Regions from separate parts of the Mus musculus genome. Here region 2 is linked to region 1. A link is a loop called in an ENCODE intact Hi-C map of the cell type or tissue named here. Cell type or tissue: left cerebral cortex. All regions are shown on one strand. Links, peaks and the distances in the headings refer to the core of each region. The heading gives the core; the rest is flanking DNA.

Region 1 (11,656 bases), core at 1,687-9,686:
TCCTCCCTCTCTCTGCTTAAACATCCGTGGACAGGAAAGAAGGAGTGGGGGTGGCTGGACTTGTCACTCTGGGGCCTGTTTGGGTTTGGGCAGAAAGAAGAAATGATTAGTCATAAGAATCTGTCCAGCTGGGCACCGAGGTGTATGCCTTTAATCCCAGCACAAGACATCTGGGATTAACTCAGGATCTCAGGTCCACCCTGGTCTACATAGTGCGTTCTAGGATGATATCGGTTACACAGAAAAACCCTAATTTGAAAAACCTAAAGTATAAACTTTTGTTGGTTCTGCCTAAGCAAGGGATAATCTAGACAAAGGGCCTGGGTTACTTACTTGGCAGTCGCTTTTTCCTATTAGGTGGGAAAGAACTGCCACCATCCATGCCCATCCCAGAAAGCAAAGTGGGTGAGAGACTTCAATGAACACTATGGGGCTTTGCCTTGGAGCTGAGCCATCCTGGCATGAGACTCAGCCACAGGGCTAGAATGTGCCACAAGTCACAGAGGGAGACTGTAAACCTGCCGCAGCATCAGTCACAGCTTGCCTGTGGGCAGGCCATGCTAGGATTTAGGCCACCTCTTCGGCAGCCATTTCCTTTATTCTTTTAAACTGTGAAGATAGGAAGGTAGTAACGTCAGGAATTTCTTGTGCATGCCCTGCTTCTAAGAAAGTCTTCAGTTTGGGGGTGGGAAGGAAAGGTACCTTGTTTTAGGTGCTTAAAACTCATCAGCTACAAGGGAACAAAATAAATGAAATTCCACAGTGGAATAAAAGACTAATGGCTAGGTTCCCTCAGCTGCCATATACCTTTTCTTTCTTTCTTTCTTTCTTTCTTTCTTTCTTTCTTTTTTTTTTTTCTTTTTTTAGTTTTACGAGACAGGGTTTCTCTGTGTAGCCCTGGCTGTCCTGGAACTTACTCTGTAGACCAGGCTGGCCTCGAACTCAGAAATCTGCCTGCCTCTGCCTCTTGAGTGCTAGGATTAAAGGTGTGCGCCACCACTGCCTGGGTCTCCATATACCTTTTCAAACTTCATTGTAATATTAGGAGGATACTGCAGAGAAACATCCCATTTGTTTTTGGCATTTTTTAGTTGGACCATGATAACTTCTAAGGTGCAGTGGCTTTATCATGGCCTGCAAGGCCGGACTAGCTCTTGGCTTCCTGGTTATCACCGCAGCAGTGGTGAAGATGAGGGACAACAGGCAGAGGCTGAGCATGCTCTCTACCATGTGTAGAGGGTAGCCATGGCAAGGCCCGATAGCCTGGTAAATCATATTCATGCTTGGGTGGCTTCCCAATTCGAGCCTCATATGTTCACTTTTAGATTCCTACACGAGGAAACAGATACACAGTACGGTATCTTAGCATTTTAAGTGTGAGGTTAATAAATAATACTTATAAAGGCTTATAAACAATACTTTAGGGGCAGGCAGTGTAGCTTAGTAGAAACAGTGCTTGCTTACCAGGCATGACCCCTGGGTTTGATCCCAAGTATGGTATGAACCATGTGTGGTAATTCTAGTATCAATAAGGACGAGGCAGGATTAGAAACTTAAGGTCAGGGCTGGCAAGATGGTTTAGTGGGTGTTTCAATTAGGGTTTCTTTTTTTTTTTTTTTTTTTTTTTTTTTTTTGGTTTTTCGAGACAGGGTTTCTCTGTATAGCCCTGGCTGTCCTGGAACTCACTCTGTAGACCAGGCTGGCCTCGAACTCAGAAATCCGCCTGCCTCTGCCTCCCGAGTGCTGGGATTAAAGGCGTGCGCCACCACGCCCGGCTCAATTAGGGTTTCTAATAATGTAAGAAAATACCATGACCAAAACCAAATTGAGGATGAATGGCTTGATTTCATTTTACACTTCGAGAAAACAGTCATTATCATACCATATAGTCCTACCTGACTAGCATAGCACCACTCATTAGGTCCTTCCACATCAATCAATAAACAAGAAAATGTCTCATAGTCTTGCCTACAAGCTCATGTTATAGAACTATTATAGATAGAACTATTATAGATAGAACTATTATAGATATGTCTGTTTGTATATTCCCAAGATATCTCTTAAAATAAGCGAACTGTGGCTCCTGAAAATTAAAAAAGAAAGAGGCACATATTTCTATTCCAAAAGGGAAGAACAAAGAATCAAAGCAAGAAAACAAACATTTCAGCAATGCCAAACATGCGATGCTTGATGTGTACAACCCTCTGGGAGCCGCAGGGCCTCATCCACATTTCTGGCTCTACCCTTTGCAGCAAACACATCTTGTCTCCTAGGTCAAACCTCTACCCCATGGCTTCTGCTGTCCTGTCATATCACAGCTTAGAAGTTTGGGGCCAGCTTGTCCCTAACAGTCACCCATTCACAAACAAAACAAAACAAAACAAAACACACACCTAAAAAGTCAACAAATGAACAGAATAAATTCTAAATAAGGAATACACCTTTTTTTTTGAGGCAAATACTCATGTAGGATAGATTGGCTTCAAAATAGCTATGTAGACAAGAATTATCTTGAATTTCTCTTCTGGCATTCTTGTGTATACCTCTCCGGAGTTCGGAAATTACAGGTGTGTCCCACCACTATCAATTTTATGGGGTTCTGGTTATACGGAGTGGTTATTTTACGCAATGATGCAGATTGAATCTCAGGCATCATATATACTAGAAAAAAGACTACAAACTGAGCAACATAGCTAAGACTGGATCATGATTCCACTCTTTGATACCATTTATGGCAATTTTGTGTCTACTTAATGGACATTGGTACTATATTTACTTCTAAAATTATTATTGGGCAAAGACATATTTTCACTCTTTCTTCCTTTTATTAATCTTGTATCTGTTGACTTTCCTGTGATTCTGATCTCACAAAACTTCTAGAACATTGATTGGACTTCCTAAAGTCCTTTGATATTGTGCTAAAAGTGCTAAAGGAAACTGTAGTCAAGTTTCTTCGTATTTCCTTTTTCATTGTCAGATGCCTTATATAAACCTCACATTAAGCAGTTGTTTCCCAAATCTTCTGGTGATTAATGTTCAGAAAACATCTGGAAGCCAGGCGGTGGTGGCACACGCCTTTAATCCCAGCACTCGGGCAGAGGCAGGTGGATTTCTAAGTTTGAGGTCAGCCTGGTCTACAGAGTGAGTTCCAGGACAGCCAGGGCTACACAGAGAAACCCTGTCTCGAAAAACAAACAAAACAAAACAAAAAAAACAAAAAAAAAAAAAAAAAAAAAAGAAGAAGAAGAAGAAGAAAAAGAAAAAAAGAGAGGACTACATTTAAGTTTTGGCTAAATGGATTACGCATTAGTGAAGGAATACGTGTTCTGACTGCACTGAGCTGGTAGCTGGGAACATTGAAGAACATCAGCTATGAAATCTTTGTGGCTTTGACAGAGATTGAAGCTAAGGTAGCTCTAGAAAATGATGGTCAGTTCTAATTCACTGGTATCAAAAAATATTTCAACTCTTACAACCTCATGGGTAGGATGGAACGTGTATTGCTTTTCTTGGTCTGATACTTCAAGTTCAGTTCTATGTCACACCTGACACTGATCCCTGTACCTAATTGGTAGAAAAAGAGCAGACCCCTACAAGCTCTTCTCTAATCCTGTCATGTATTCTATGCTGTGTCCCCAATCTCATAATAAATGAAAACATGGCAAAAAAAAATTAACCAAAGAATAAGACAGCATGATATTTAGGGGGGAAAAATTACAAAAAACCAGAAAACAAAAATTCCACAAACCAAACCCCAAATCAATAGCATTCCTCACAGGACAGGAAGAAACCATCATAATACTCGTGAGGAAGTAAAGTCAGTCTGTTAAAGAGACATCTGGCTGGGAGGTGTTAGTGCAGACCTTTAATCTCAGCGCAAAAGTAGGCAGATCTCTGTGAGATCAAGGCCAGTCTGATGCTTAAATTCCAGGGCAGCCAAGGACACACAGTGAAACCCTGTCTCAAAAAACAAACAAACACATAAACAAACCACCAGCATTCTCTTCTTCATTATAGGATCATCACAGTAATGAAAAACAAACAAACAAAAAAACCTCTTTTGGGACTGGAGACATGACTTAGCAGTTAAAATCAATAGTGGTTACTCTTCAGAAGATCAAGTTTAGAACACAGGGTCCCCAATGGAGGAGCTAGAGCAAGTACCCAAGGAGCTGAAGGGGTCTGCAACCCTATAGGTGGAATAACATTATGAACTAACCAGTACCCCAGAGCTTGTGTCTCTAGTTGCATATGTAGAAGATGGCCTAGTCGGCCATCATTGGGAAGAGAGGCTCCTTGGTCTTGCAAACTTTATATGCCCCAGTACAGGGAACACCGGGGCCAAGTAGTGGGAGTGGGTAGGTAGGGGAGTGAGGGGGGGGGGTAATGGGGGACTTTTCAGATAGCATTTTAAATGTAAGTGAAGAAATTTAAATTTAAAAAAGAAGAAGATCAAGTTTAATTCTCAGCACCATGTGACAACTCACAACCATCTGTAATTCAAGTTCTAGAGAATGTGATGGACTCCTTTGGTACCAGTACTGTACACAATACAATAAATGCATGCAAAAGAAAACCAAACAAACCTAGTGTGTGGTGGTTCGTGTCTACATTTCAGCATTTGGGAGATGAGTACAGAAATATTACACACTTAGGCTTATCCTCACATAAAGATAGCAAGTTCAAATACATCAAAACAAACAAACAAATGACCATACCAAACAAACAGACAAACAAACAAACGAGCAGGGAAAAACAAATCTTAAGAATAAAATAAATGCTGTTGGGCAGTGGAGGGATATAATCCCAGAACATGGGAGGCAGAGGCAGTGAGATATTTGAGAGTTTGAGGCCAGCCTAGTCTACAGAGAGTTCCAGTATAGCCGTGGAGAAACCCTGGTTTGAAAAATGAACAAGAATAACAACAAAAGCTACAGATCAAAAATATTGCAACAAAATGAAAATTGCCTTTCCTAAGCTTATTAGCAGACTGAACCAAGCCAAAGAATCCCTGACAGTGATAATATATTAGAAACTTTCTAAGAGATAAATTTCAGCGAGATAGTTTAGCAGGTAACAGCACTTGCTGCTTAATAATGTGGATCAGAGTTTAGATTCTGCTACCTGTATCAGGTGGCTGACAAATGCTTGTACCTCCTTCGTCAAGGAGTTGAAGTCCTTTTCTAGTTTCCTTGGGTACATGCACGCGCGCATGCACGCGCACACACACACAGGGTGGGGGGAAGAGAGAGAGAGAGAGAAGAACATCATATAACTGGGACAACTAGAGAATATACACATGTATAATGAGATCACTAGAGAGGACTGAAAAAAAAAAGGAAATATTTGAGTAAGCCGGGCAGTGGTGGCACATGACTTTAATTCCAGCACTTGGGAGGCAGAGGCAGGCGGATTTCTGAGTTCAAGGACAGCCTGATCTACCGGGTGAGTTACAGGACAGCCAGAGCTATACAGAGAAACCCTGTCTCAAAAAAAAAAAAGAAAAGAAAAGAAAAGAAAAGAAGGAAGGAAGGAAGAAAGAAAGAAAGAAAGAAAGAAAGATTTGAAACACAAGGGCCTAAGATAATCGCTCAATTCATATCAGAACCAGGAGCCTAGAGAACCTGGCATGGTTTAAAAAAGATTCAAAATACAAAATGAAGTAGTAAATAAAAACATTCATCATATTCAAATTACAGAAGGCCAAAGAAAAATCTTGAAAGAATCTTGGCTGGGGCTAGAGGACAGCTACAGAGGAGCTTCGCCTTAGCAAGCATTTCAGCAAAGACAACACGGAGAGGGATGCTAAGTGCTCAAAGGTGAGAAGAAGTGACAGGAGCAAGCTGACGGGTGTAGTAGTGAGCTAGCCTTTATCCATCCTTCACAGAACAACTTAACAACCACACATTCTAAAAGCAAGTTGTGTTTATAGAGAGGAGTGCAATACCAAGGACCTGTACACAGGATTCCTGTGTAGCCTTGGCTGTCCTGGAACTCACTGTGAAGACCAGGCTGGCCTTGAGCTCGGAGAGATCCTCCTGCCTCTGTCTCCTGAGTGCTAGGATTAAAGGTGAGCTACCATGTAATGCATGGCTTTGCATCTGCACAGACATTTATATGGAGCAGAGAAGCAGTTTCACTTTCCTGACACCGTCAAGTTCCTCACACTGGTGCAACTGGATAGAGAGAAATTCTGGGGGCTTGATATGTGTCCTAGGAGGAATGAAGAATCAAAGCATTCACCAATCATCTCCAGCCCTTTGAGGTAGTGCCTGATGAACATTCTTCAATGACACTTCACTCCCAGTGTTAGGAGTATAATGGATGATGAAAGCCAGATCATGAGGACAATGAAGAGCACAGGGGAGGAATGGGGCTCTCAGCAGCCAAGGCTGTACTAAGCCAGGAGTGCACACTGTTTAGCTGACAGTCAAGGAAGGCATAGAGAGTGCATATCTTCAGCTGATCCAAATTTATCTCACTGAACAGCAGCTGACATGGTCTCCCAGGAGACCATGAAGATCTAAGTGTTAGTACTGAGCTCAGCAAAGAGAGCAATTTTCAGTCTACAGTGCAAGGCTTGGCAGTCAGCCAGGCTTTCAGCGACTGGCAAGGCTCTCCCAAAGGCTCTGCAGTGTTGCTCTCTGCAGATGGTGTGAAGCTGCACAGTGGGCAACTGTCTTAGCGGCATGGTTCAGGCAGCAGGAGGCCACACACGATTCTGACACTGTGCCATCTGGAGGAAGAGAATGAGAGAAACTTGCGTCATCATCTTTTCATCGCAGTGCAGCGACCTGGCACAAAACACCTAGAAAGGGAATGTGCGATTGGCAAATGACAAGATTACATTTTCCCACAGTGGAAAGGCGTGAAGGACATGGACACACACACACACACACACACAACACACAGGCAAAGCTTGACACATTTCAGAAAATCTTTAAAATTTTCTGTTTTCTGTGTTTGCATATGTTAGTGTAATATGCATGTGCACCACATTTGTATAGGTGAATGTAAAAGTCAAAAGCTGCATCAAGTTACTTGACTGTGGAGTTACAGATGGTTGGGAGCCATCTTGTGGGTCCATTACAGCTCCTATTCCTAGAAATCGTTTTTTAAGGCTTTTAATTCTTTTTTCCTGCGCCAAAAAATATCTGTAAAGATTGCAAGAGGAGGCTCCTTCTCCAAATGGACAGTTGCCCATGCAGGGCTACAAGAACAAAGTCAGGAAAAACATGAAACTATCAGTCACAAAATAAACTCCCAGAACCCTTAGAATATGCAGGTTTGTGCATTACCTGTGAAGAATTCAGAATAGCCATCTTTAAAAAGCTCAGCCAGCTGCAGGAAGACAGAGAAAATAATGAAATCAAGAAAACAATACTTGACTCTATGATGGGGAGCCCCCACCCAGATGATCAGTCAGACACAGTTCATAGCCAATAGAATGTCTTTATATCAAGTTGGCTGGCAGCACACGTAGGAATTTGGATTTTGAGTGAATGTTCACAGCACAGGGTTTCCGAAGGCAACGTCCACATCATAGCCCCTTGCTATGCAGCAAGGGGGGTTCACAGAAGCAATTAATTAATGGAACCTAAAACAAACATTTTCCCTACAGTAAGTTAACAGAGGGAAAATTAGCTAGGGCATCTAGAGCGTGCCTTGTCATAAATCAAATGAAAAGTTCAAAAATCAGAACAGCAAATGAATTATGACAATGTTAACTCAACAGGAAACCTTCAACAGTACGCTTGGTCATTTGACTTGAAGTTCAGTTGAAATTATACCGTCAGAGAAGAAAGAAGAACAAGAAAACAAAACCTAACAACAACAAAAAACCTGGAATATGAATGTAGCTCTGTGGAGACCAGGGAAGGCCTTAAGTGAAGTTCCAAGTTCATGTGCACTGCTGGCACTGAAGGTTGCCACCAAAACAGCAGATCAATGACCACAGCCTCAGACCCATGGAGAAATGACAGAGCCTTCTCCTTAGGGACACTTCCAGCGTGTGGAGAAAATGTGGACCTCTACAGAGAATGCTCCTATTGAGATTACGAAAATGCAGCCTGGGAGTCCACAATATATTTGGACTGTCAGAACATAGAACCCGAAGCTACCAAATGACGTTGCTATGACTATAGTGGAACATGTTTCCTTAGTGTATTCTGGGGCATCTTTTGGATATATGCCCAGTAGCTGGGACTTCAGGTGGAACTATTTTCACTTTTCTGAGGAACCACCAGACAGATTTTCCAGAGTGGCTGCACAAATTTACAATCTCACCAGCAACGGAGCAGTGTTCCCCTTTCTCCACATCCTCAACAGCATGTACTGTCACTCGAGTTTTTGATCTTAGCCATTCTGATTTGCATTTCTGTGGTGACTAAGCATGTTGAACATTTAAGTTCTCAGCCATCTGGGCTTTCTCTCTCATTAAAAAAATAACTTTTATCTGCATTTATTTTGTGCTGAATTTATTCCTATGAATTTCTGCTTTTCAGTGAGGATTTTCTCATTGTGGCAGGGCAATCTCATGCATTGGTGAATCTGCAATGAACTCTGTAAGGTTGTCTGAGCATCTTAGGAGCTTTGTTCACAGGCTGTGTTCAATGACTAGAGAATCCACACCTAGACCCTTATGTCCAGCATTAATATCTGCATTTTTAAGCATGTACACCAGGGTGGAGAGATTCTGGGGGCAGGGAGTTCTTGGGACCCTAAGACAGGACATGTGTTAGAAGTTTACGTTCAAGTGAGCTACATAGTGAATTTCAGGGTAGCCCAGGGTTAAAAACCAATAACAACAACAACAACTAAAACAGAGAGAAACAACGAGAAACAAGTGAATCTTAGAAAAAAATAAAAGTAAAGTTTTATTGACAATTATATTAAATATAACTATTTGAGGGTATATATATGCTGAAGATGTGGGAATCAAAAAAGATACTTGATATAAATGGTAAATACAAGCAAGGAGATATGCTAAGTCATATCTTCTAAGAAGAAGCCAATCAGGATGTAGTAAATGCCTGTGCTCCCAAGAAGATGTAAGCACACAAAGCAAGTAGATGTCACTTTCAACAGTGCATAGGGCAGAGGCAGGAAATTAGCAAGGAAATACCGAAAGAAAAAATGCAAGTGCAAATGAACTGAAAGCATCCAGAACATTCCATCACTAAAACAACATACACCTTATCAAGCACATACAAAAATTGCTGCAGCTCGAATTCAAGGCCACCCACAGCCACGACAAATTTAGAAAGATTGAAATAATTTAAAGTAATACCTCTGACCTTAAAGTGATGAAATAAGAAATCATAACAGGAAGGTGTTTGGAAATTTTACAAATACAAGGAAATGACACAACATACCCCTGAACAATCAGTGGGTCACAGAAGCAATCAAAAGGGAAGCAAAAACTATCTGGAGACAAATCAAAATGTAAACACAACACATTTCAGGCTTTGAAACAAAGGGAAGGGGATTCTAAAAGGGAAGCTTATAGCAATAAACTACAACATCAAAAAAGAATGCTAAAGCAAACTGTATACCTCATGGAATTGGACAAAGGAACAAATTATGTCCAAATCTACTAGTTAATGGGAAATAATAAATGTAGAACATAAATACATTATTTCCCTTTGACCACCAAAATTGTTTTTTCACCTATGACTGAAATTTGCAATTCTCGGGGTACACACCCACACCCACACCACAGAGACACAGACAAACACACTCACACACCCAAAGTTTTTAAGAACAGGTGACATATATTCAAGGCTTCAACTGGCTATGAACTTGAGAACGACTCTGAACTGCTATTCTTTCTAGTGTTCTTCTCAGAGTGCTGGGGATACAGGTTTGTACAATGATGACACATCATTGAATGCTAGACAACCACTCATCCAGGGTATGTCTTCCAAATGAAGAAAAGCTCAGGACCACATAATACTCACTGCTGAATTCTACCATATAACAGAAAGGACTTCATCCAAGCACATTCTGTGAATATGCAAAATATTTTGTCCTTGATTAACATAAATCCTCAATAAAATACTTGCAAACTAAATTCAAGAACACAATGAAAAGACAACAGAGCATAGTAAACTGGTTTCATTTAAAAGATGGTTTCATAATACAAAAAAATGAAATATTTTACATACACAGAATCAAGGTCAGAAATCACATGATCATCTTAATAGATGCTGACAATGCTTTAAGAAGAATATTATCTGAGTATAAGTGCTATACTCAATGCAGAGACAACACAATGATGAATGGTGTCTACCTGAAACTTTTCTCAGCAATGAGGAATGACATAGGGCTGCCCCGCCCTCATATTATTTAGTCAATATAGTTTTGAATTCTTAGCTACAGAAATGAGGCACAAACCATTGCCACCTGCAGCTTCTCTGTAAGTAATATTAAACATTCATGCTTGCCCTCTTGCTCTCTCTCCTAGTGCTCATGGACGGCCTCTACTTCTTCCCCACCCCCCGTCCCCCGTCTCTCACTCTGCCTTTCTTTGTCTCTACAGCCTCAACTCCCTTCCCATGTTGTAAATAAACTGTCTCTCACTCTGCCTTTCTTTGTCTCTACAGCCTCAACTCCCTTCCCATGTTGTAAATAAACTCTATTCTATACTAAAAAAAATTCCATGCATAAGAGATTTATAAATATTAAACAAGTATAAATAAATGTAACCAAGATCTCAGAAATGAAAACTGTGAAGCAGATTAATACACTAGACACTGCCCAACACTAAACATAGAATAAGTCATATTAATTGATGTGATCTACAAATTAAGTGCAAATTTGAATGATATTCATCAGATAACTAGCGTAAAATATTGCAATTCGTATGCAAAGAGCCAAAGCAATCCTCAGACCAACGAATAACACCAACATCACACTTCAGACTACACTGCATAGACACCTAACATGGATGTCGCAGAAAACCTCCTTTTAAAAACTATTAGCATGATTGGTAGTGTTTTATGCACATAGATGTTCTACCTGCATGTCTCTGTGTCTCTATACCATGTATGCGCATATTCCATGCAGAAGGCAAAATAGGGTGCTGGGAATCCAACCAAAGGCTCCTGAGCCATCGCTCCAGCCACTTACCTGAATAAGTTTATTAAAATAGCTGACATAGGCATGTGCAATGGTGAATTCAGCCTCTACTCCTGGGTCAATACTGACAAACTATTGTGCTTATGCATTCTCACTGGGAAACAATCCCATGCCTTGGGGCCTTTACCACAGGGATTTTTGTTTGTTTGCGGGGGTGGTGGTGGGGGAGGGTAATAATTCTGAGACTTAGTAGGAACGCTCACTGGTCCTATCACTTTCAGATGGCCTTCCTTTGTACCTTGAATTCGGTGAATTGCCATATTAGGTACCACGGGCATCTATCTCATATATTTGAAAGCCATAGCCATCATTCAGCTCCCTTACCAAAGTGGGAGCCAATGGCAGAGAGCTCAGTTGTAAACACTGGACATGTCTCCCTGCTTTCAACAAAAGTTCCCATGGATAAAAAAATGGATAAAACACCTTAAAATAAAGCCACAAACTCATATAGGAAAATGGAGAATACTTTGAATTAATAGCATAGGCAATAATTCTTCAAAAGACTACAACAGCTTAA
Region 2 (11,656 bases), core at 2,015-10,014, 59 kb after region 1:
AAATACGTAAGATAACGCGCATATAACACATACACACATGCGCGCGCACGCGCGCGCACACACACACACACACACACGGACGTAAAGTAGGACCAGACATTCAATGGTCATGCTAAAATAAAGACACACACACACGGACGGACAGACGTAATTCGCACGCACAGGGAGAAAGACTAAGAAATGCAATAGATGAAACATACAACATATGGAATAAAAATAAGTTAGACCACTGTATCTAGTAAGCCTAACTAAACAAAGCGTATATGGATCAGGAGCAACTAGTTTCAGTAATTAAAGAATACTGGCCACCCTTCCCACAAAGTCTGAGAACATCTGATTAGTTTGTATTTTAAAAACCAGAATAAAGCAAGCAAGCAACACATTTTCACTCCCGTTTCAAAACTGGGCAACAGTAATAGTCTCTTTAAGGAGAGATTACCACTGTAAAAATTTATTTGTGAGTCCCAACATCTGGCACAGCTTCAGCAGCATGTGCTGCAAGGAGCACCCCAGCTCCGGGAGACCCCCCCAACTCCCCCCCCACCCCGCTCCGAGTCCCGGCCTTACCCCGGTGCGTCACTTCCTTCTCTGCCACCCGCGCTAGCGCGCGAGGCGCGGGAAAAGAAGCTTCCTTCAGGCGGCGGACGCGGCGGGCGGAGGGCGGGGGGGGGGGGGGGGCGGCGGGCGACGGGCGACGTGCTGGCTCAGCCCGCGTACTACCTGACACTACATTTCCCGAGAGGCCGTAGACGCGATGTCACCCGGAAATGGATCCTAGCCCTTACACGCGCGTGTGAGGCGAGCCGGCTGGAGCCAACAAAATGGTTGAGCACCCCACAAGGGATCTTTAGGGCCAGAGTTTGCTAAAAGAGCAAATTTCCGGTTTAAACCAGAATCAGATGAGCACAGCATTTATGATGTGAAGACCTTTAAGATCAAGCTTTGTCCTTGCGTCCACAGGAAGATGGAAGTCAGTCCTAGAGACTTCAGCAGCCCCACCCCCAGAACCTCAAAAGGAGCGCGCGCGGGGGGGGGGGGGGGGGCGGGGGAGGGATGCCAGAGAACAAAGCGTTACTTTCACGTGGTCAGTACTGACCCTCCGAATTCCATCTTCCGGGAAGGGCCTTTAAACTTGAAAAGATCCAGAATAACTAGTGGCAGCATCTGACATGTATTTCCTGACTAAATTTGTATATTTTAATGTAGACAAGTTGAGGATAATGTTTAAGCATTTTGAAAGATCAGCAGTGCCTAGTATTGCACACCCATAGTTCTGCACGACTTTTTAAAAAATGCTCCTAACCCTGAGCATCCATCAGTAAAAGATGTATCATCTAGATTTTTGCACGACTTTTAAAGCAATGGCTCTCTGCTTTTATTGATTTTTACTAACTTTCCCTATCGTGGTTTAATGGTAAAACATTGTCAATAAAGGCAGTTCTCAGGAATGATGGGTTTTTCCGCTTTGGGATTTTTTTTGTTGTTTTGAGGGGGGGTACTTCTTAATTGCTTGACCTCCTTTCTTCACTTTCCGGTGCTCTAGTTGTATGTTTTAAAAGCATTTCACCAGTTCTTTACAACATTCTCTCTCTCCCGGCAGCTCTAAGTAGTGAATATTGAAGATATAAGCAAGTGTGACTGAACTCAAACTGGAACATTAAACACCACAGGCCTTACTGTCAAGTGTAGAGTCCTCCCTTCAAAAACAAAAATCTGGTAATGATTCTGGACAACTTGCCTGAAACAGCAAATCTTTTGTAGTAAATTTGTTATTCAGAAACAAACAAAAAACGTTCCATGGTTGTTCCATAGGGTTTTTTGTTTTGTTTTGTTTTGTTTTGGAAGGTGGGTTTTTTAAATTGTTTTTATGAGACAAGATTTTGCTGTGTAGCCAACTCACAGCAATCCTCTGGCCTCGTTCTCTAGAGAGTGCTAGGATTATATAGGCATGCGCCACCATGCTTGGTTTTAACACTTTTTCTTTTAAGGAAGGGGTTTTCATGCACTTCAGGTTAGACTTGAATTAGGTAGCTAAGCACGGTCCTTATGTTTTCTTCCCGAGTGATGGGATTGCAAACATGCGTACCATAGCTGATTTTATGCTGTGCTGGGGATCAAACCGATAGCTTTGTTCAGACTAGGCAAGTAAGTGCTCTACCAATTGAGCTAGCTGTCTTCCCACCCTTCACATTTGAAGTAAGACGGCCTAGGGTTTTTATTATCATTGTTGAATTTATTTATGTGCATATAGGCAGGTGCACATGGAGATGAGAATTTCAGGAGTTGGCTCTAATCCAACCCTGTGGATCTGGGTTTGAACTCAAGTGGTCAGGCTTTAGCTACTGAGCTAAAAGCTCTAGGCTGGTTCCAACAAATGACAATAATATATACAATAATATATACTGGCAGTATATACACTGAAACCCGGGTTTGGGGACCTACATTACCTATGAGCTCATTATTTCATTTTAAAACAAGAACAGGAACTAGTGGTATACATTTGTAATGAAGGAGGAAGGCGTGGAGATCAGCAGTTTATATCATCCTGATGCCAGCCCAGTATATGTAAGACCCGGTCTCCAAACAAAATACATACATTGTTTTTCAAAATAATTTTTACATATCATTCTTTTGCATATTAAGTGAGAAAAAAATTAAGTACTTAAATGACTAGGTGCAAAGAATGACATAATTTTCTGGAAAGCAATTACGACCAATATTCATTGCAATCTTTAATGAGTAGTTCTATTTCTGGACCTTGATGAAGAAAGAGAAAAACAACAACAACAACAACAACAACAAATCAGGGCAAACAGTAGGCCAAGAAGCCTGCCACACATGCCTAGTGACCAACCCGAGTTCAGTTCCTGAAACCCACATAATGACATAAGACACCAACCTCAAAGTTGACATCTGACCGCCACACAACATGGCACATATGCCCCTATCCCTGGAATAATAATAAGTTTTTTTTTTTTAAAAAGAAACAGAGGTATGCCCCAGTACAGGGGAATACCAGGGCCAAAAAGGGGGAGTGGGTGGGCAGGGGAGTGGGGGTGGGTGGATATGGGGGACTTTTGGTATAGCATTGGAAATGTAAATGAGTTAAATACCTAATAAAAAATGGAAAAAAAAAAAAAAAAAGAAACAGAGGGCTGGTGAGATGGCTCAGTGGGTAAGAGCACCGACTGCTCTTCCGAAGGTCTTGAGTTCAAATCCCAGCAACCACATGGTGGCTCACAACCATTTATAATGAGATCTGATGCCTTCTTCTGGTACGTCTGAAGACAACTACAGTGTACTTATGTATAATAATAAATAAATCTTTTAAAAAAGAAACAAAAATCGAATAAAAACAAAAAGATTTTGATTAAATAATTTACTAAAAAACTGCATAAAATACTTAACACATATGAAACCATTGAATGACAAATGTGGAAATATACACATAATGTTAAACAGAAAATATAACATGAACTATATCAACTATACAGAAGAACACAAAAAGAGAGAAAACTAGTGAACAATCTAGTTAACACTGTCTCTGGGTGATATTAGCTTTTTCCTCTGAATGGTTATCCACAGACAAAGCCACAGTGAGTATTTAGTGTGTTTGGAGACCTATTCAAATGTGAAGAATGGAAGAAAAAAAAATCTGACCACATGGTATCAAATCTATATTTCCCCAAGATTTAAAAAGATGGGATGTCAAATAATAATAACATCGTTATTTATCCATGTTATAGAAATCTGCGCAGTAGAATATTAAGGGGCAATAAGCAGTAAAAGTTAACATTTCAACAGATATTAAGATATGAAATATTAGATGAATAAAAATAAAATTGAAAAACATACAAAGAAAAATTTTAATTTCACCAATTAAAAACAAGGAAAAGCCGGGCAGTAGTGGCACACGCCTTTAATCCCAGCACTTGGTAGGCAGAGGCAGGCAAATTTATGAGTTCGAGTCCAGCCTGGTCAACAGAGTTCCAGGACAGCCAGGGATATACAGAGAAACCCTTCCTCAACACCTCCCCCACCCCCCAAAAAAGGAAAAACCGTGCTGTTTCTTTTTTATACAATTTATCTAAAGCCTCAGGCAGACCTTCTGAGTAAACACTGGTACAATCTTTTGGGGAAGAATTTGACAATTATTTGATCAAGCGATAAAATGTTCATACCATTTGATATAACAATTCCATGTAAATGAATCTAACTAAATAATTTTAACTAATATTTTTCTTATATTACCAACAAAAGTCAATCTTTATGAGTTAACATAAGACGTTATCAATAAAAGGTTTTCCAAAACGAATCTGTCTGAAGCAAGTGTGATTGCCTTGGACCTACTAATCAAGCAAAAACAAGAGTGTGTCCATGGAGGAGCTAGAGAAAGTAGCCAAGGAGCTAAAGGGATCTGCAACCCTATAGGTGCAACAACATTATGAACTAACCAGTACCCCGGAGCTCTTGACTCTAGCTGCATATGTATCAAAAGATGGCCTAGTCGGCCATCACTGGAAAGAGAGGCCCATTGGACACGCAAACTTTATATGCCCCAGTACAGGGGAACGCCAGGGCCAAAAAAATGGGGATGGGTGGGTAGGGAAGTGGGGGGGAGGGTATGGGGGACTTTTGGGATAGCATTGGAAATGTAATTGAGGAAAATATGTAATAAAAAATATTAAAAAAAAAGAGTGTGTCCAGCATCTTGCAGTCGGCCATTTTATACCCTCTGCAGAACAAAAAATACAGAAGACAACTGAACATTAAGGAGAGCCACCCCCACGGGTTCCACAGCAACAATGCACTGTTCTCTTCCATTTGGGTAACCAAATACTATGCACTGGGGTAAAAAACAGACAACTGTCTCTTTTCTTAATGCTTTCCTTAAGGTTTATGGTTTCAGACAAAAATTGAAAGAACTCTTAACTGTGTCCCTTCAATATAAGGGATAAGGCATGTCTAAGAACACAGAATTATGCAGCAATAAAACCTGGAGAAATACCTTGCCCATCCAATGGGCTATAAAACCTTAGACAAATTAATGTGTTCTCAAAGTTCTCATTTTTAATAAAATGAGTAATAGTTTATCTAGTCCATAGGATTGTGGGGGCTACGAAATAAGTTAATGTTAGCGCATTATGTAAAACCTTTATGCTGGTCTCTTGTGATAGTAAGTACTATAGACCTGTATATGAATTAGTTGATAAACGGGCCCAGAGAATGAAACTGTAACAGCAAAAGATTGGCAGAATAGAAAAGACATTTTAAACTTCTGTACCCTTTCCTATATCTAAATGCTAAATTACTAGTTTTAAGCAATTAACTACTATAGATTTTCACTAGCAATCCTCAAAGGCACAACAGTTCTGCAGCCAAAGAAAAGCAAACAACCAACCTCCAATCTCCCACTTCTACCTCAGACCAAATGATGCAGAAAGTTCCACAGAAGAGAAAGGTGTGTGTGTTTGGGGTGGAGGGGAAGACGTAAGCCCCGGGACACTTTCCTATCACCACTGCCTTTACTTTTCAGGGTAATGACAATGACATGACTCTGCATATCAGAGTTTCAGGAGGTGGTTTGCTCAGATCTTAGGTTTCAACCAATGTAGAAGCACTTAGAAACACAGTGAAATCCTCTGCCCTATGTTCTGTAGGGGAGAAAAACCCAAGGGTTTTTAACGCACTTCGCTGTGGTCACAACGTTCTGCTACTCTGGTGATATGAGTCTGCGGAGAGCCAAGCTCGGCCAGGATCTTTTGCATAGGCTTTGTCTGAATGTGGTTGGACTAGAAGCGCAACATGCTGCGGAAGCAATCTTTCGCAGCCTCACTATTGCCTCTGTATTTTAAAATCCCATTATCAGACTGACCAGGGAGAGACTAAGATTCTGGAATGATTTTTTCTTTTCCAGTGGGTTTGGTCACACCCTCCACTCAGACTAATCTCTTCAACAACTAGAATGGTAGAACTGCCTCTCTAAGTGTACTCCCAGACTAAAATGGCGATTTGAGCGAAGGACAACTTACCGAACCCCTCGCTATTTCGCAATCATAATTACCAGAACGTTCCGCGTCTCCCTCCCTCCCTCCCAGCCAAGCCACTGGCAACACGCACGCGCAGTTCTCGATACCTAGTGTTAAACGGCCAACATGCTCCCTCTTACGCATGCGCACTTTCATTCCCGCGCAGAGGCCTTCTGCTTGCAGTGAGCATGCGTGATTTCACCTTCTCTCCTCTCTGCCCCACCCTCGCCTAAGGGGCCACGATCTCCCGTGCCAGCAGAGTCCTACCCATCATGTCACGCTTTCTCAAGGGTACTTGAGCGCCACCACCTGGTGATATGGTTCCTCTTTTGGCATCCACGCAAAGCGCGCCTATCTTTACTATTCTCCCTTCTCGTGTATGATTATATATATAATATATATACGTATATGTGTATATATATATATTATATATATTATATATATAATCTCTGTGGCCACTGCGTTCTGCTACTCTGGTGAGATAACTCTGTGAAGAATATATATACATATATGCGCATATATATGTATATATATTCATGCCGGGTGCATCTGCACGTGTTTCTCGCCAAAGTTATGCCCCAGTGTCTAAACCATATCATTAACAACAATCCTTAACAGGATTAACTGTGATAAACTAAGTTACACATGGAATTAAAAAAACGTCGTAGGCGATAAAGCATATCCCAAACCCAGATGGAATCCGTCAGCAGCCTAAGGGAGAGGCTACTTGGTAGACGGATTCCTTAATACAGTTAAAAACCCTCCAACCTAAAACCACTGAATCAGAGTCCGGCGTGGTGATTTACGCCTGTAATCCCAGTTTAAGCAGGAGAACGGCCGCGAGTTCGAGGCCTGCTGCTGTCAGTCTCAAACTACATTCACTCACCCCCAAGGAAAACAAAAAGCGGATGAAGCCTAATCCTAAAGACTCATCCATTTGATTCACCCTTAACAAATGAAGAACTCGAAAGTTTTTTTTGTTTTGTTTTAAATAGATGTCAAACAAAACAGTGATGCTCAGGTGCCTTAAACCTGCTTAGAGAAGTCTAAAAATCTTTCATAATATTAAGTAATGCGCAACATCCTTTTGGAGGGCTGGGGATTCGTACTGGCCTCCAGTTCTCCCTCCCCTCAAAGGAGAAAATGCACAAATTAAGGATCTCCCTGACACAAGTTCCCTCCTCCGCCCTCCATGTTACATTTTCGTCCTTCGTCGTTCCTTTACCTCCTGCTGAAGCGAGTGTCGCAGTTAAAATTCTTACGGCAGGCAGTGCCTAGAGGGTGGAGGGAGCGGCGGCATAGAGAGCCGTGCCTGGGTGGCAGCAGCGATGACTTAACGGCGATGAACACCAGGTACGAAACCTGCTATACTTGCGGCCGCGGCGCGGATGCCACGAACCCACAGCCTCTCCAGGAGCGCTGCGCTGTGCTGCAACGCATGCGCCGCGCTCCTCCCTCTCCTCAGAGCGCCCCTCTACAACTTACAGCAGCCCACTGAGTCCAGTACTCAGGTCCCTAGCCCACACTTCTTTTCCTACCTCTGCTCATACCGGCGTCCACCACCCATCCTTTCCTCAGCCCCTTTTCTAATCAATAAGTCCCCATCCTTTTTAATTTACCATCACATCTCACTACTGTTATTATTCCCTTTCTGGCTCACCCTACAATTCTTGACCTTCTCTGCTTCTCTGGAGCTCTGCTAGGCCCCCTCATATTTCCTGATGTACCCAATATTCCAAGTGTTTCGAAAACAAACAAACTAACAAACCAACCAACCAACCACTGGCATGGTGATAAGTGCCTGTAATTCCAGCGATTTATAGACAACCTCACCTCCATGACAAATTCTAGGTCAGCTTGGACCACAAAAGATCCTGAAGGAAAAAAAAATAGCCTCCACCGATCCGGGGGGTTGGGGGAATGGAAATATACGTATGTAGATTTAATTGTGGGCCCAAGTTACAAAGCCTGAAGAAAAAGTCTTTTTCTAATACCTGGAACCAGAACTCTTGGGGCAGGCTATTTTCACTCTCAGCATGTTGTTTCCTGTGGAGAATCTTGAGTTTTAAGGGTCTCCTTAAGATCCACTCCCCCTTCTTATTCAGCCCTGGATCTTGAGAGATCATCCGACTGGCTCCTGCCTGTCTATCTATCATTGCATTGAATTGTGAATTTTCATGTAGAGCATCAAAGCACCAGAACCATACAAGTAAAAAAGAGTGGGGGAGGGGAGGAGGAAGACAAAGAAGAAAAAAGGAGGAGGAAGAAGGGAAGGAGGTCGAGGAGGAGGAGGAGGAGGAGAAAAGGAAAAGCAGTCCCATGCCTGCATCTGAAACAATATCATGAGCAGAATAGAAGTAGAAGGCAGGGCCATTGGATATATTGCGACACCTAATGGACATATAGGTAACATGCATAAAAAACCCCTCTGATGTTTCAGCTTTAGTAAGACATCCCCACTTTGACAATTCCCTCCCTGGTTTCTGAAAGAGCTTTTTCTTTGAGGGGGAAGGGAGTGTGATGGAAAAGCTCTTTTCAGCCCAATTTGAGCAATGAAAGAAGCCTTTAAGCTAAGTTTACCTGGAGTTCACTACAAAAGTGTTAGCTCACATCTCGAACAAAGTTGTACTCATGCAGAATTAACAGGCTGTACTTACAAGCTCCAAACTAGGTCTGGAGAGATGGCTCAGACGTCAAAAGCACTGACTGCTCTTCCAGAGGTCCTGAGTTCAATTCCCAGCAACCACTTGGTGACTCACAACCATCTGTAAAGGACTCTGATGCATTCTTCTGGTGTGTGTCTGAAGACAGTTCAGTGTACTTATATAAGTAAAAGTAAATAGATCTTTAAAAACAAAAAACAAAATAAAGTTCAAACAATTTTTCTTGTAAAACAAGCTTAGTTCCATCTGAAGATTCCATGTAAGAGAGTTTTTCTTGATTGCCACCAGGGGAAACAACATATTTGTTCATCTGACAAACTGTAAACATAAATAGAAATGTTAGAAATCATCTCTAAATTTCCAAGATATCTCTTTCCTAGAATTTAATTTCTCTGATATTTTTAATTATAAGAGATAGGAACAATTGTAGTTTAGGGTTTGAGGATGTGGCTCAGTTGGGAGAGTATTTTCCTGGACATAGCTCTGGCTTCAGATGCCCAGTACTACTTAAACACACCTGTAATGTCAGCATTCAAGAAATAGAGAGAATGATCAAATACAAGGTCATCTTCAGCTACATAGAAAGTTCAAGGCAAACCTGGGATATATAACACCCTGACCATAGAAAGACAGAGAAACAGAGACAGAGAGAGACAGAGAGAGAGAGAGAGACTGGAGAGATGGCTCAGCACTTAAGAGTACTGATTGCTCTTCCAGAGGTCCTGAGTTCAATTTCCAGCAACCACATGGTGGCTCACAACCCCATCTGTAATGAGATCTGACACCCTCTACTAGTGTGTCTGAAGACAGTTACAGTGTACTTATATATAATAGATAAATAAATCTAAGAAAGAAAGAAAAAGACAGACATAGACAGGAAGAAAGAAAGAAAGAAAGAAAGAAAGAAAGAAAGAAAGAAAGAAAGAAAGAAAGAAAGAAAGAAAGAAAGAAAGGAAGAAAGGAAGGAAGGAAGGAAGGAAGGAAGGAAGGAAGGAAGAAAGAAAGAAAGAAAGAAAGAAAGAAAGAAAGAAAGAAAGAAAGAAAGAAAGAAAGAAAGACAGACAGACACAAAAAACAGCTTTGGGGCAGGGGATATAGCACCTAAGTTCAGTGGTTTTGTGTTTGTGATCCTGTAATCCCAGCACTTGGGAAATGAGGCCGAAGGATCAATGATATTTTTTTTCTGAGACAGGGTTTCACTGTATAGCCCTGGCTGTCCTGGGACTCAGACTCACTCAGTAGACCAGGCTGGCCTCGAACTCAGAAATCTGCCTGCCTCTACCTACCAAGTGCTGGGATTAAAGGCATGCGCCATCACTGCCTGGCAGGATCAATGATTTGAAGTCAACTTAGGCTGCATAGTAAATTTCATGCCAGCCTGAGCTATAGAATGAAATCCTATTTCAAAAAAAAAAAAAAAAAAAAAGGAAGCAATGTGCAGTGCCTTCAATCCCAGCACTCAGGAGGCAGAGGCACATGATCTCTGTGAGTTTAGGCCAGCCTGGTCTACAGAGTGAGTTCCAGGATAGCCAGGGCTACACAATAAGACTCTGTCTCACTGGGCGGTGGTGGCGCACCCCTTTAATCCCAGCACTTGGGAGGCAGAGACAGGCGGATTTCTGAGTTCAAGGCCAGCCTGGTCTACAAAGTGAGTTCCAGGACAGCCAGAGCTAACACAGAGAAACCCTGTCTGGAAAAGCAAAAAAACAAAAAATACAAAAAAAAAAAAAAAATACTACAAAAAAAAACCCAAATAAACAAAAAGACTAAGCATTAAAAAACGACAACTTTAGAGTACAAATTACTAACAGCTAGGCTTGCCTGATAAACTTGAAAATAGTCAGGATATAAAACAGAGATGAACCTATTCATGTTTTTTGTTGTTGTTGTTGAGAGAAGACAAATGTCAGCAGTAGAGAGCTGCATGACATGTAAGACCTACATGACATGTAAGATTGGACCTGCCTAATGACTTAGCCTGAGAAGAGTGGAAGGAGTTTGTTGAGTTAGTTATAAAAATTATTCTCTGTGCTCTATCAGCACACCAGATGGCCGTAAACTTTTCTGATAATTAACAAGCGTTTGTTCTTTTGACTTGGTTATTGTCTCCTATTCAAAGGAATTGATTATAGCACTTGGAACCATTAATTTACCAAAAAAGTCCCAAAGAAACCTATTTGCTAGAAAGAAAGAAAGCCAAGCCAAGGAGGCCCCGAGGAGAATGCCTGGGATCCCCGGCTGGCAGAGGACTGAGCCTAAGACAAGTAGATTCAACGAGCTTTAGGTTCATTGAGTGGCACTGTTTGAAAAAAATAAAAAGAATGAAGTGAAAAGATGTTGTTTTGACATCTAAAGTCAAAGTCTGGCCTCTGCACACAGCATACACAGACACATACATAGACACAGACACAGACACACACACACGCACACACATCCACACATGAATACACGTAACCACACACACACACACACACACACACACACACACCTGTATGCACATATATACACACAAATTATAATTTAAATAAATTTGCTGGGGTTAGGGATGTAGCTCAGTGATAAAACATTTGTTTATCATACACAAGGTCTTGCATTTGATCCCCTTCACCAGAAAGAAAGAAAGAAAGAAAGAAAGAAAGAAAGAAAGAAAGAAAGAAAGAAAGAAAGAAAGAAAGAGCGAGAGAGAGCGAGAGAGAGGGAGAGAGAGAGAGGAAAGAAGGAAGGAAGGAAGGAAGGAAGGAAGGAAGGAAGGAAGGAAGGAAGGAAGGAAGGAAGGAAGGAAGGATAATTTCTTAAAAGTATATACTGGGGCTGGAGAGATGGTTTAGTGGGTAAGAGCACTGACTGTACTTCCGAAGGTCCTGAGTTCAAATCCCAGCAACCACATGGTGGCTCACAACCATCCATAATGAGATCTGATGTCCTCTTCTGGGGTGTCTGAAGACAGCTAGAGTGTACTTACCT

What was found. A loop is a pair of places that touch in the nucleus more often than their neighbours do. Peaks named below come from ENCODE experiments on the same cell type or tissue, not always from the same donor. Only the 100,000 strongest peaks of a DNase experiment are listed, where the experiment ranks them.
Region 2: it touches region 1 in a loop (6-fold over the local background); 5 of 42 quality-filtered maps call a loop at or near these places.

Annotation. Positions count from the first base shown.
Region 1 is chrX:103,557,232-103,568,887 of GRCm38, forward strand. Ftx (Ftx transcript, Xist regulator (non-protein coding)) reads right to left here. Exons shown (of 11, transcript NR_028381.1): 10 at 7,299-7,341; 11 at 3,679-6,736. Among named protein-coding and RNA genes, the nearest start is that of Mir421, 9.9 kb to the right of the region's middle. In left cerebral cortex, for the core only: no CTCF peak of the experiment used is centred there; DNase peaks (open chromatin) are centred at 6,630, 8,315 and 9,085; H3K27ac peaks cover 3,139 bases.
Region 2 is chrX:103,616,293-103,627,948 of GRCm38, forward strand. It overlaps Ftx (Ftx transcript, Xist regulator (non-protein coding)), which reads right to left and starts at 7,462. Exons shown (of 11, transcript NR_028381.1): 1 at 7,255-7,462. In left cerebral cortex, for the core only: CTCF peaks have their summits at 6,337 (motif pointing left) and 8,426; DNase peaks (open chromatin) are centred at 6,226, 6,853, 7,343 and 8,421; H3K4me3 peaks cover 2,503 bases; H3K27ac peaks cover 2,147 bases.